Regions from separate parts of the Homo sapiens genome. Here region 2 is linked to region 1. A link is a loop called in an ENCODE intact Hi-C map of the cell type or tissue named here. Cell type or tissue: PC-3. All regions are shown on one strand. Links, peaks and the distances in the headings refer to the core of each region. The heading gives the core; the rest is flanking DNA.

Region 1 (5,394 bases), core at 125-5,124:
GCACATATTTTGCAAATTTTGAAGTCAGCATGTTCTGAATCTTAGCAGGAGTCATCGAGATTCTGCACTCTTACTTCTTCTTCAAATAGTTCTGAAATATCCTGTGTGCTGAAATACCAATGGATGTAGCTTTCCAGATACTACACTAGGAGTAACAAGCAGACACTTTTTCATGAGTGTGTTCTTTAATTGTTGACACCTCTGTCTATACCAAGCAGGGCTGCCTTATCACATCCACTTCTTATAAATTTCAGCTGGTTCAATCATTTCCCTTATCCTTTGCCCAGTAGGCAGCTCTTTCTTTCATTTGTAAGTTGAAGGGAAATTCCCTTTCCTTTATTGTATTTTATTTTTATTTTATTGAAAGGCACTGTTATATCTGTGAATTACTTTTCCTAATATTTGGGGCATTTTTCAAATAAAATAATACCTAATTCCACTGCTTTGATGATATATAAACAGCCTAAACCAATATATATATAGGTAGATAATAACTTTTACTAAAAGACTGCATTCTGGACCACAGCAACAGGAATATTCTATTAATCAGGCAATGAATACTAAGTTCAGAGATGTTAAAACGTACATTAAAATTATGTGTATTTTAGTATGAGTGAAATAAAGGATATCTTTTTTATTACATTTTTTTACTGGCTAACTATCCCTCTGGATTGAAAGTTGAATAAGGCTGTGTCTATTGCATTCACTTTGATCAAACAGACTAAGGTAACATCTGATTAATATTAGCTGTTGAACAAATTCCACATATATTTGTCGAATAAATGTATAAATAAAACCTCATAATGGAAAACTCTCCAAAGTATGAGTTTATTTATAAAAGGTGAAATTAGCAAATGCACTAATTAAAATAAAATTATATCAATCTTAGGACTCCTGGTTTTTGTAAAGAAAATTTCAGTTTTTTAGTAAAAAGATTTTAATATGAAAATGAAATAGTCAAGTACAATATGTACTTTCATTATTTTATTAAACTTCACCATGCGTGTTTGTCTTAGTCCAGGTTGCTATGACAAATTGCTATAGACCAGATAACTTAAACAACAAACATTTTTAATTTTTACAATTTTGGATGCTGGAAGTCTGAGATCAGGGTTCCAGCATGGTTGGGATTTTGATGAGGAACTTCTTTCTAGTTTTGAAGGACCATCTTCTTCCTGTGTCCTCACAAGTTAAAAAGCGAGGAAGCTAACTGGCCTCTTCTAAGGTCACAAATCTTATTCCCGAGGGTTTTACTTTCGTGACCTAATTACCTTCCAAAATCCCTACTCCCAAATACCATCACATTGAGATTAAATTTTCTACATATGCATTTTGGGAGAACACAAACATTCAGTTCATTGCATTCCACTTCTGGCTTCCCAGAATTCATGTGCTTTCTACATGCAAATGCATTCATTTCATCTCAATAGGCCCAAAATTAACTCACTCCAACATCAACTGTAAAGTTAAAAGTCCAAAGTCTTGTCTGAATTCAATATGATTAGGATTTGAGGTACAAATGTTCCTCAGACAAAATTCTTATCTAGCTGTGAAACTGTAAACTCTCATGTATTTTTTAGGGCTCTTCAGAGAGATAAAGCTAATAAGATAGATAGATGGACAGGTAAATTGATAGAAAAAGAAAAGAAAAGAGAGAGAGAAAAGAAAGAAAGAAGAGAAAGAAAGAAGGAAGGAAGGAAAGAAAGGAAGGAAGGAAGGAAGGAAGGAAGGAAGGAAGGAAGGAAGGAAGGAAGGAAGGAAGGAAAGAAAGAAACACCGAAAGAAACAGAAAGAAAGAAAGAAAGAGAAAGGAAGGAAGGAAGAAAGGAAGGCAGGCAGGGAGGGAGGGAGGGAGGGAGGGAGGGAGGGAGGGAGGAAGGGAGGAAGGGAAGGAAAGAAAAGAAAAGAAAAAGAAAGAGGGAGAGAGAGGAAGGAAGGAATGAAGGAAGGAAGAAAAAATATGAGAAGAAATTTATTAGAGGAATTGGCCCATGTGATTCTGAAAAGGTCTTATAACAGCTTGCCGTCTGCAAGTTGCAGACCCTAAAATGCCAGTAGCATGACTCAGTCAAGGCCAAAAGCCTCAGAACCAGGGCAGTGATGGTGTAACTCTCAGGCCAAGGCTGAAGGCCTGAGAACCCCAGGAGGTTACTGGTATAAGTCCTGGGGTTGAAAAGCAAAAGAGCCTGCAATTCTAATGTTCAAAGATAGGAGAAGACTGGTGTCCCAGTTCCAAGACAGAGAAAAATAAATTGCCTTTCATTTGACTTTTTGTTCTGTCTGGGCCCACAGCCAGTTGGATGATGCCTGCCCATATTAAGGACAGATCTTCCCCACCCATTCCACTGACTCATTCACCTGTCTCCTCTGCAAACACTGCCACACACAGACACACCCAGATATCATGCTTTACTAGCTCTCTAGCTATTTCTTAATTCGGTCAAGTTGATACCTAAAACTAACCATCACATTAAACAAGTTATGCGCTTCTAAAAAAAAATGGTGTGACAGAAATAAGATAGACATTGCCATTCCAAAATGGAGAAATAAAGAAGAAGGAGCCAGGACATGGTGGCTCACGCCTGTAATCCCAGCACTTTGGGAGGCTGAGGCGGGTGGATCACGAGGTCAGGAGTTCAAGACCAGCCTGGCCAAGATGGTGAAACCTCATCTCTACTAAAAATACAAAAATTAACCTTGCGTAGTGGCAGGCGACTGTAATCCCAGCTATTCGGGAGGCTGAGGCAGATAATTGCTTGAACTTGGGAGGCGGAGGTTGCAGTGAGCCGAGATTGTGCCATTGCACTCCAGCCTGGGCAACAGAGCGAGATTCTGCCAAGAAAAAAAAAAAGAACTTATTTTCCATATTTCTAGCAACATTCTGTACGTAAGTATTCATGTATGCTTTAAGATGAATAAAGCTTTCCTTAAAGCTCCCATCTTTTCCTTTTGAGTCTTTACCAGATCCACTTAATTCCCTTCAGTGACAATCTTAGGTTTTTCTAGCATGCACTTCAAAATTCTTCCAGCTTCTACCCATGACTCAGTTCCAAAGCTCTTCCACAATTTCAGATATTTTTTCCAGAACCACCCAACTTATTGGTACCAACTTCTGTCTTAGTGAGCATGGCTGTTATAAACAAATTACCATAGACTGTGTTGCTTACAAAAACCAAAAACTTACTTCTTACCATTCTGAAGGTTAGAAGTCCAAGATATGGGTATGAGTGTGGTTAAGTTCTGGTGAGGACCCTCTTCCATGTTGCAGACAGTCTACTTATCCTGTACCTTCACATGGAGGAAAAAGAGCTAGCTAGCTCTTCAGCCATTTCTTATAAGAGCGTTAATGCAATTCACGAGGGTCACCCTGTGACCTCATTACCACCCAAAGACCAGGACTTCAAACACCATCAGATTGGGATCAGAATTTCAACTTATGTATGAGATGGAGAGATCAATTTCAGTCTGTTGTGCTCTTTCCATCAAAATTTGGAAATTTAAATGCTGATGTTTAACATTATAAAATATTTTTAATTTATCATACTGCCACAGGGATACCTCTAAATTCTGTTCTTGAAGCTAACTGTCTTTGCAACCCAAAAGAATATTACATAAAGGAATCAAGAACACTATGAATACATTGTTTTCCCAGAAAAGTTTTGTGAATGTTGTGTGATTGCAATATTTCTATTTTTATTTAAAACTTCAATAGTTTGTAGTCTTTTTTTTTTTTTTTGTAAATTGTCAGTTACAAGTTTACAAACTATGAGGACTGGTTGATCCTCATATAAAGATGTGTCTTGTCATGTGCCTAGTGATACATCTTCTCTCACCTCTAGTAAAAGAAACGGCAGGGTTTTACCCTGACAATGTCACAGAGCTGTTTCAAATTCCCTTACTTATTTCTCAGTGTTTATAGCTTGTGCAGCTGTCAGCAGCAATGGCTTTTTCTTTGTTAGGCAGGGAAATGTCTGAACTTATAATTAGACCTCAGTTATGAAAATGTAACTAGTTAATCATAGCTTTAATTAGGGCTTTTGGACTCCAGAGGGATTTGAATATATCCAAGAATGGTGGAACACAGCAGCCAAAGCTTGCCTAAATTATTTTAGAGTTTATTTTCTAATTCACATACAGATGTTCATCTTCACTATATGGCCCATAATTATCATCTGAACTATTATTTAGTTATATTATCTAAAATGTTTATATCAACCGTAATACCATTATTTAAATTTGAAACTTCTTCTCTGATGAAATTATTTTAATTATACCAGTGAGATATGTGTAAGCAAGACAATAGTAACAATTTTTTAGCCACATCATAACACTGTGATATTAACATACGTGATCAACTTAATACAAACAAAACTACAAAAACAAATTTTAAATTAGAATAATAAAGTTAATATGATGGCTTATGTTACCCAATTAAAGATAAATCACTGATACGGATCAGATTCTTTTGTGTTAAGTCTAATGTGTGATTTTTCAATTTTCTCTCTTCTTTTCTCTATTGCAACTTTTGTGATATTTTTCTTAGTTCAACATAATCTTGTACCACTTGTACTTCACTAATGGCAAATACTTCATGAATTCAGTCTTTTTCCTACTAGCCTCGACAGGCCTCAATGTATGTTTCTCCCCTCCCTGTGTCCATGTGTTCTCATTGTTCAGCTCCCACTCATAAGTGAGAATATGTGGTATTTGGTTTTCTGTTTCTGTGTTTGTTTGCTGAGGATAATGGCTTCCAGTTCCATCCATGTCCCTGCTGCAAAGGACATGATCTCATTCTTTTTTATGGCTGCATAGGATTCCATGGTATATATATACCACATTTCCTTTATTCAGTCTATCATTCAATGTCTTTGCTGCTGTGAATAGTGCTACAATGAACATGCAAGTGCATGTAGGTTTATAATAGAATAAACTGCCTAATTCAGCTAATTCAGCAGTATTTTCTATCCTTCATTTCTTGATTAGATTTCACAGATTATGAGCTCAACAACAATACTTAAAATACTGCCAACTCCCTTATACCTTTAACTTTTTTTTTTTTTATTGGACTGGCAATATCCTCACTCTGGCTAAACTCAACTTTCTCTTTTCTCCATGTGAGAGTTGTTGGAGAAAGTTTCATCAGAACAAGCAAAGTTCATCATAAAATTCAAATGACCCCCAACACCTGAGGAATTCTGTTAATTTTCCCAAATCAACTCATACTTTGAAATTACCTTTTAAAAATGCTCTGTTGTCATGTAATCATTCCTCCTAAATTCACAAGCTCAACACATTATTATCTCTCCTAAGTTATAGATATTGTAGAAACAACCAGAAAAAGCCAACCCCCTCCATCTTCATTCCACAAATATACAAACACAAAAGCCTATCTGC
Region 2 (5,394 bases), core at 145-5,144, 56 kb after region 1:
ACCTAGCCACCTTGGTTGACTTTGAAGATGAAGGAAGAGAGCCATCTAGGAATGCAGGCAGTCTCTAAACTCTAGAAGAAAGGGCTTCTCCTGTAAACCCTCTAAAAAGCAACAAAGCTCTGCCAGTACTTGGTGTCTCAGTCCATTCTAACACCTGTAACAGAATACCATAGACCAGATGGCTTATAAATAACTGAAATGTATTTCACTCAGTTCTGGGAGCTGGAAAGTCCTAGATCAAGGCAGATTTGATTTCTGGGAAGGACCCATCTTCTGGCTGTGCCTTGCATAATAAAAGGGGCTATAGGGATCTATCCCTTTAGGGCCTCTTTTATAAAGGCACTAATCCCATTCATGGAGGCTCTGACCTCATGACCTACTCGCCTCTTAAAGGCACAAACTCCTAATATCGTTACATTGTGGGTCAGGAGTTCAACTTAAGAATTTCGAGAGGACACAAATGTTTAGACCATAGCACCTGCATTTTAGCCTAGTGATATTTCTAACTGACAGAACTACAAGATAACAAATTTGTGTTGTTTTAGGCCACTACATTTGTGGTAATTTGTTCCAGCAGTAATAGGGAGCTAATGCAATTGCCTACAGTCTTCCAACATCCTCTTAATCAAAAATACTCAGACATATGAAGAGAATCTTACTATGATATCCTCCTTGACTTTGCATTTATCACATTTACAATTAAGAATAAGCAAAAGGTAGATTCAAACATATTTAAAAATACAATGTATTTTAGACATGTATTCACAATGATGCTCTTATTAAAAGCCTGTAAGAAACCGGGTGAGGTGACTCATGCCTGTAATCCTACTATTTTGGGAGGCTGAGGCTGGCAGGTGGCTTGAGCTCAGGAGTTTGAGACCAGCCAGGGCAATATGGCAAAACGTCATCTCTACAAAAAAATACAAAAAGTAGTCGAGCGTGGTGGTGCACATCTGTAGTTCCAGCTACTCAGGAGGCTGAGGCAGGAGGATTGTTTGGGCCTGAAAGGCCAAGGATGTAGGGAGCCCTGCTTGTGCCACTGCACTCCAGCCTACATGACAAAGTGAGACTCTGTCTCAAAAAAAAGCCTGTACGGGTTATGACACGTGTCCTTAAATATATCAACTTTAATGATACTTTAAATTGGGTAATTTGCCTGCAACTATTTTAAATATTAGCAATTTTATATAAGCCTCCATGTATGTAACAGATGTATTGCTTAGACTGGATACTCAAAGTGTTAAAAAGTAATGGTTTAAGAAAAAGAAATCGTAAAAATAAATCCAACCTGAAATCAGTACTATGCCAATATCTCAACGATCATGTGGGAATTTTAATCTCAGTCATTATAGCAGTTTACTTTCCGTTCCAATTTTATATAAGGATCTTAGAGGTCTAACATACATTTACAGTATAATGAACAACAATGTTGCTGCTGATATGATCATTGTTCAGAACCTCAGGGACCACTGTAAAGGTCTAAAATGCATTGACCCATTTGTGGTCATACCATTTTCTCTCACACTCAGGAGAATCTGCCATTTCATTTTCAGTTTTTTATTTCATCAAATATTAAATTGGACTCAATATTTAAAAATTTTAAAATGTATATTGTTTGTATATTCTTTGTGCTAGAAATTGAGAACTGGTTAAACTGAACTAAATCCCTTTTCTCAGAAGGTTTACCCTGTGGTCTTTCATTGAAAACTAAGAGTCAACATTGTGCTTTGTTTTTTGTTGTGTGTGTGTGTGTGTGTTGTGTGTGTGTGTTGTTTTTCCCCCGCTAAGAATAGGGGAGTGACTGAGGAGCTGGCCAACAGAAATGAAATTAAGATCTAAATGAATTATTATACCACCACTGGAAAACATGCTATTATATTTTAAAAATCAAATAATTTCAGTAATATGAGTGTACCTTGGTGACTGTCAGCCTTTGAGAGATAGGATCTGTTAAACACAAATAAAGACACAGATAGAAATGATTCATGCTATAATGTTTATTTGCTGCCTGTAAAACCTTGTGAACTAGAAATAAAATACTTTATATTTTTTGTCACAATAACATCATTAAACATTTTGAACAGATACAGGTTAAAATCCTACATTTTATTACATATGAAACAATATGGATGGGTTATGAGTTTCAGAGGTAAAACCATATCATTAAATAATTATTACGATGGGCAGTATCTTAAATGACCCCCAGTGATCCCTGTTTCCTGGAATCCATGCCTTTGTGCAGCAGCCACCTCTACAGTGTGGAATGTATGTATTTGAGTCACTTTTGGAGAATATATAACACCACAGAAATGATGGGATGTCACTTCTGAAGTTAGATTATAAAAAGTTTCTGGCTTTCATCCTAGGCATTCTTATTTATATAGAGAATGCAAGAGGGAGTACTCAAAGACATAAATGGTGGTGAATACTGTTCTAGGTTTTAATACAGAGATTAATGTTGCATTGGATAAAAGATACATTCACATCTAGACATATGTTATTGTAATTGCAATTGCTGAGAAGAAAAATAGGATGTTTAATTTTACAAAGAAAAAAGAAATGTAGGAAAGTAGAAATTATGTCAGCCTAATAAATGTCAGGAAAAGAGACAAAAAATAAATTTTGTAAATGCAAAATGAAATTATAAAAATAATGACAAGTATATCAAACAACACAACAAATAAAAAGTTATATATTTTAAGTCTACTATACACTGTGAGTGTGTGTGTGTGTGTGTGTATGTGTATATTTAATTTGCTTTATGTCAACAATCAGATTGGCTTAAACACTTATAAAAGTAGCAACTCAAAATTATATTCTACTGAACAATTCACTTATACCTCAAAATCATAGTTTAGAAACTAAAAAAGGGTAACAGTACAAATTCTTTTATATACTAGTCTAATCCCAATTTTTTTTAAAAAAGTATAACTATAAACTTGAAAAGATAAAAAGGATTAATAAAAATAAAACTTTGGAATATATATGAAAATTCCATATAGAATAATATGAATAATAATTGGATTTTATAGAACTTTTTAAAGGACTTATGATGGATATAGTGATATTTAGAATATGTTCATCATAAAGCTAAAATAATTTCAAAATATTCTTAATTAATGCTGAAGCATATGAAATTAATCCCCAAATCTACAGCTATAAACAAGTAAGTGAATAAATCAACAGACTAATAATATAGGCTTCTTCCTTAATCTGTGAAAACATAATTGCTCCAAACTAACAGTCCTTATCATGGTGAAATACTGGCAGCATTACTTTGAATTTGATAACAAATGAATGTACTTACTATTATCAGTCTAGTTTCCATTTGTTAGGGTTACCCAATGTAACTAACATTACATAAAAGGAAACAAGTAGTATTGCATAAGACGAATTTGTTTCTATATATATCAGCAAATACAGTTAGAGGACATATTGGGGGAAAATATTCTCCTACAAACACCAACTGAAAAAAAGTTAAATATCTAAGTATAACCCAAGGAAGAAATATTAAGAATTCTTATGAAGGTAACTATAGTTCTCCAATATGAGATAGTAATGTGGGGTGTGTGTGTGTGTGTGTGTGTGTGTGTGTGTGTGTGTGTGTGTTGTATGTGTATAATGGTTAATACTGAGTATCACCTTGATTGGATTGAAGGATGCAATGTATTGTTTCTGGGTGTGTCTGTGAGGATGTTGCCAAAGGAGATTAACGTTTGTGTCAGTGGACTGGGAGAGGCAGACCTATCCTCAATCTGGGTGGGCACCATCTAATCAGCTGCCAATGCAGCTGGAATAAAAGCAGGCAGAGGAAAGTGGAAGGACCAGACTGGCTGAGTCTTCCAGGCTTCATCTTTCTCCCGTGTCCGTGTTGGATGCTTCCTGTCCTCAGACATCGAGCTCTGAGTTCTTCAGCTTTTGGACTCTTCAGCCTACACCAGTGGTGTTTCAGGGGCTCTCAGCCCTTCAGCCACAAACTAACAGCGGCACTGTTGGCTTCCCTACTTTTGAGGTTTTGGGACTCTGACTGGCTTTCTTGCTTCTCATCTTGCAGATGGACTACTGTGGGACTTCACTTTGTGATCATGTGAGTCAATACTCCTTAATAAACGCCCCTACATTTATACATCAATTCTATTATTTCTGTCCCTGTAGAGAACCCTGATTAGTACAATGTGTAAGTGTAGAGTCTGGAGGGGAGGGGAACACTCACAATGAATCTGCAATAATGAATTAAAAAATGTCTAAGACACATTATAAGAGAAAAATATGTAAAAGAGAAAAATGAGAGAGCAAGAGAAAGAAGGAGTAGGGAATATTGGCAGAGAAAATCACAGGAAAATTTCATGACTCAAAAGAAAAACACAATAAGAGGAGGTACCTTCAATTGGTAGGAAAAGAGGAGTTTTAGATTTTCTTCTCAATAGGATTCTGAATTGTGTAAATTTTATAATATGTATGCATCAATTTTGCATTGCCTAACAATGAAAAAAGATTTTAAAATTGAAAACAAAGTTGCAAATTTTGTCTAATGCATCAAGGAATAGTTGTATAAAATTTTAAAAATTGCATGAGTTGAAAGACATGATTAGCAGGATTTACATTTGCACATGAACAACAGGAAATTAGAAGATGGTAGAAATTTAAAAGATGTGATGTTCACTTAGGTAAATATTCTTATCATAACAGTTTGTAAGGTTTTACCCTACTTACATAATTAACTTACATGAAGAGGCAGAGGTGGAAATGAGTTTGCTCAGGTGGGCGTTTTCATCCAGAGCTGAAGACATTTATTAGGCATAAACACACACACACAGCTTCTCATTTGGAGGATCGTTTCAAGTTAATTTGGTTTATGGCTATGCTTTAGAGAAATGACAATTTTCAAATAGAGATTAGATGCACTATAATAAGTCCTTTGCTGTAATTTAATAGTTTCTAGAAGGATTTGATTCCCCATTTGGTTCATCTGCTAGTTCTATTTATCAAGGTGTGTGCAAGATTGTTGTAAACAAGTTACAACCACCCCCTCTGAATGAACTTTCGAGGAGATATTTCGGAATATTTATAGGTACATAAATGCTGTGAAGGACACAACTTCGCATCGTCTCTTCTCTGCCACCTCACTTGGCAGATCTTATAAAATGATCCCATGTCGATATGCCTATTAGTGGAACTGCTTATAAACTTTATGGAGTAATACTAAACATCAAAAAATACAGAAATCTAAGGTTAGCATTGGAAAGAACTATTCAGTACTCAATTTGAGGTAGGAAGAATATTATCAACTATTGTATTTCAAAGCATTCAGAATATTTGATGTCTAATAATAACATCCAAATGAGAAAGCACTGGGTGAGAGCACATGAATTTGTCTTCCTCTGTCACCTCTCT

What was found. Hi-C counts contacts between places; a loop is a spot of excess contacts. Peaks named below come from ENCODE experiments on the same cell type or tissue, not always from the same donor. Only the 100,000 strongest peaks of a DNase experiment are listed, where the experiment ranks them.
Region 2: a loop joins it to region 1, with 5 times the contacts of the local background. A loop is called at or near these places in 1 of 110 quality-filtered maps.

What each region holds. Positions count from the first base shown.
Region 1 is chr5:19,312,823-19,318,216 of GRCh38, forward strand. No RefSeq gene overlaps it. Among named protein-coding and RNA genes, the nearest start is that of LINC02100, 570 kb to the left of the region's middle. In PC-3, for the core only: a CTCF peak has its summit at 2,218; a DNase peak (open chromatin) is centred at 2,319; H3K27ac peaks cover 1,872 bases.
Region 2 is chr5:19,368,910-19,374,303 of GRCh38, forward strand. No RefSeq gene overlaps it. Among named protein-coding and RNA genes, the nearest start is that of CDH18, 620 kb to the right of the region's middle. In PC-3, for the core only: no CTCF peak of the experiment used is centred there; no DNase peak of the experiment used is centred there; H3K27ac peaks cover 1,108 bases.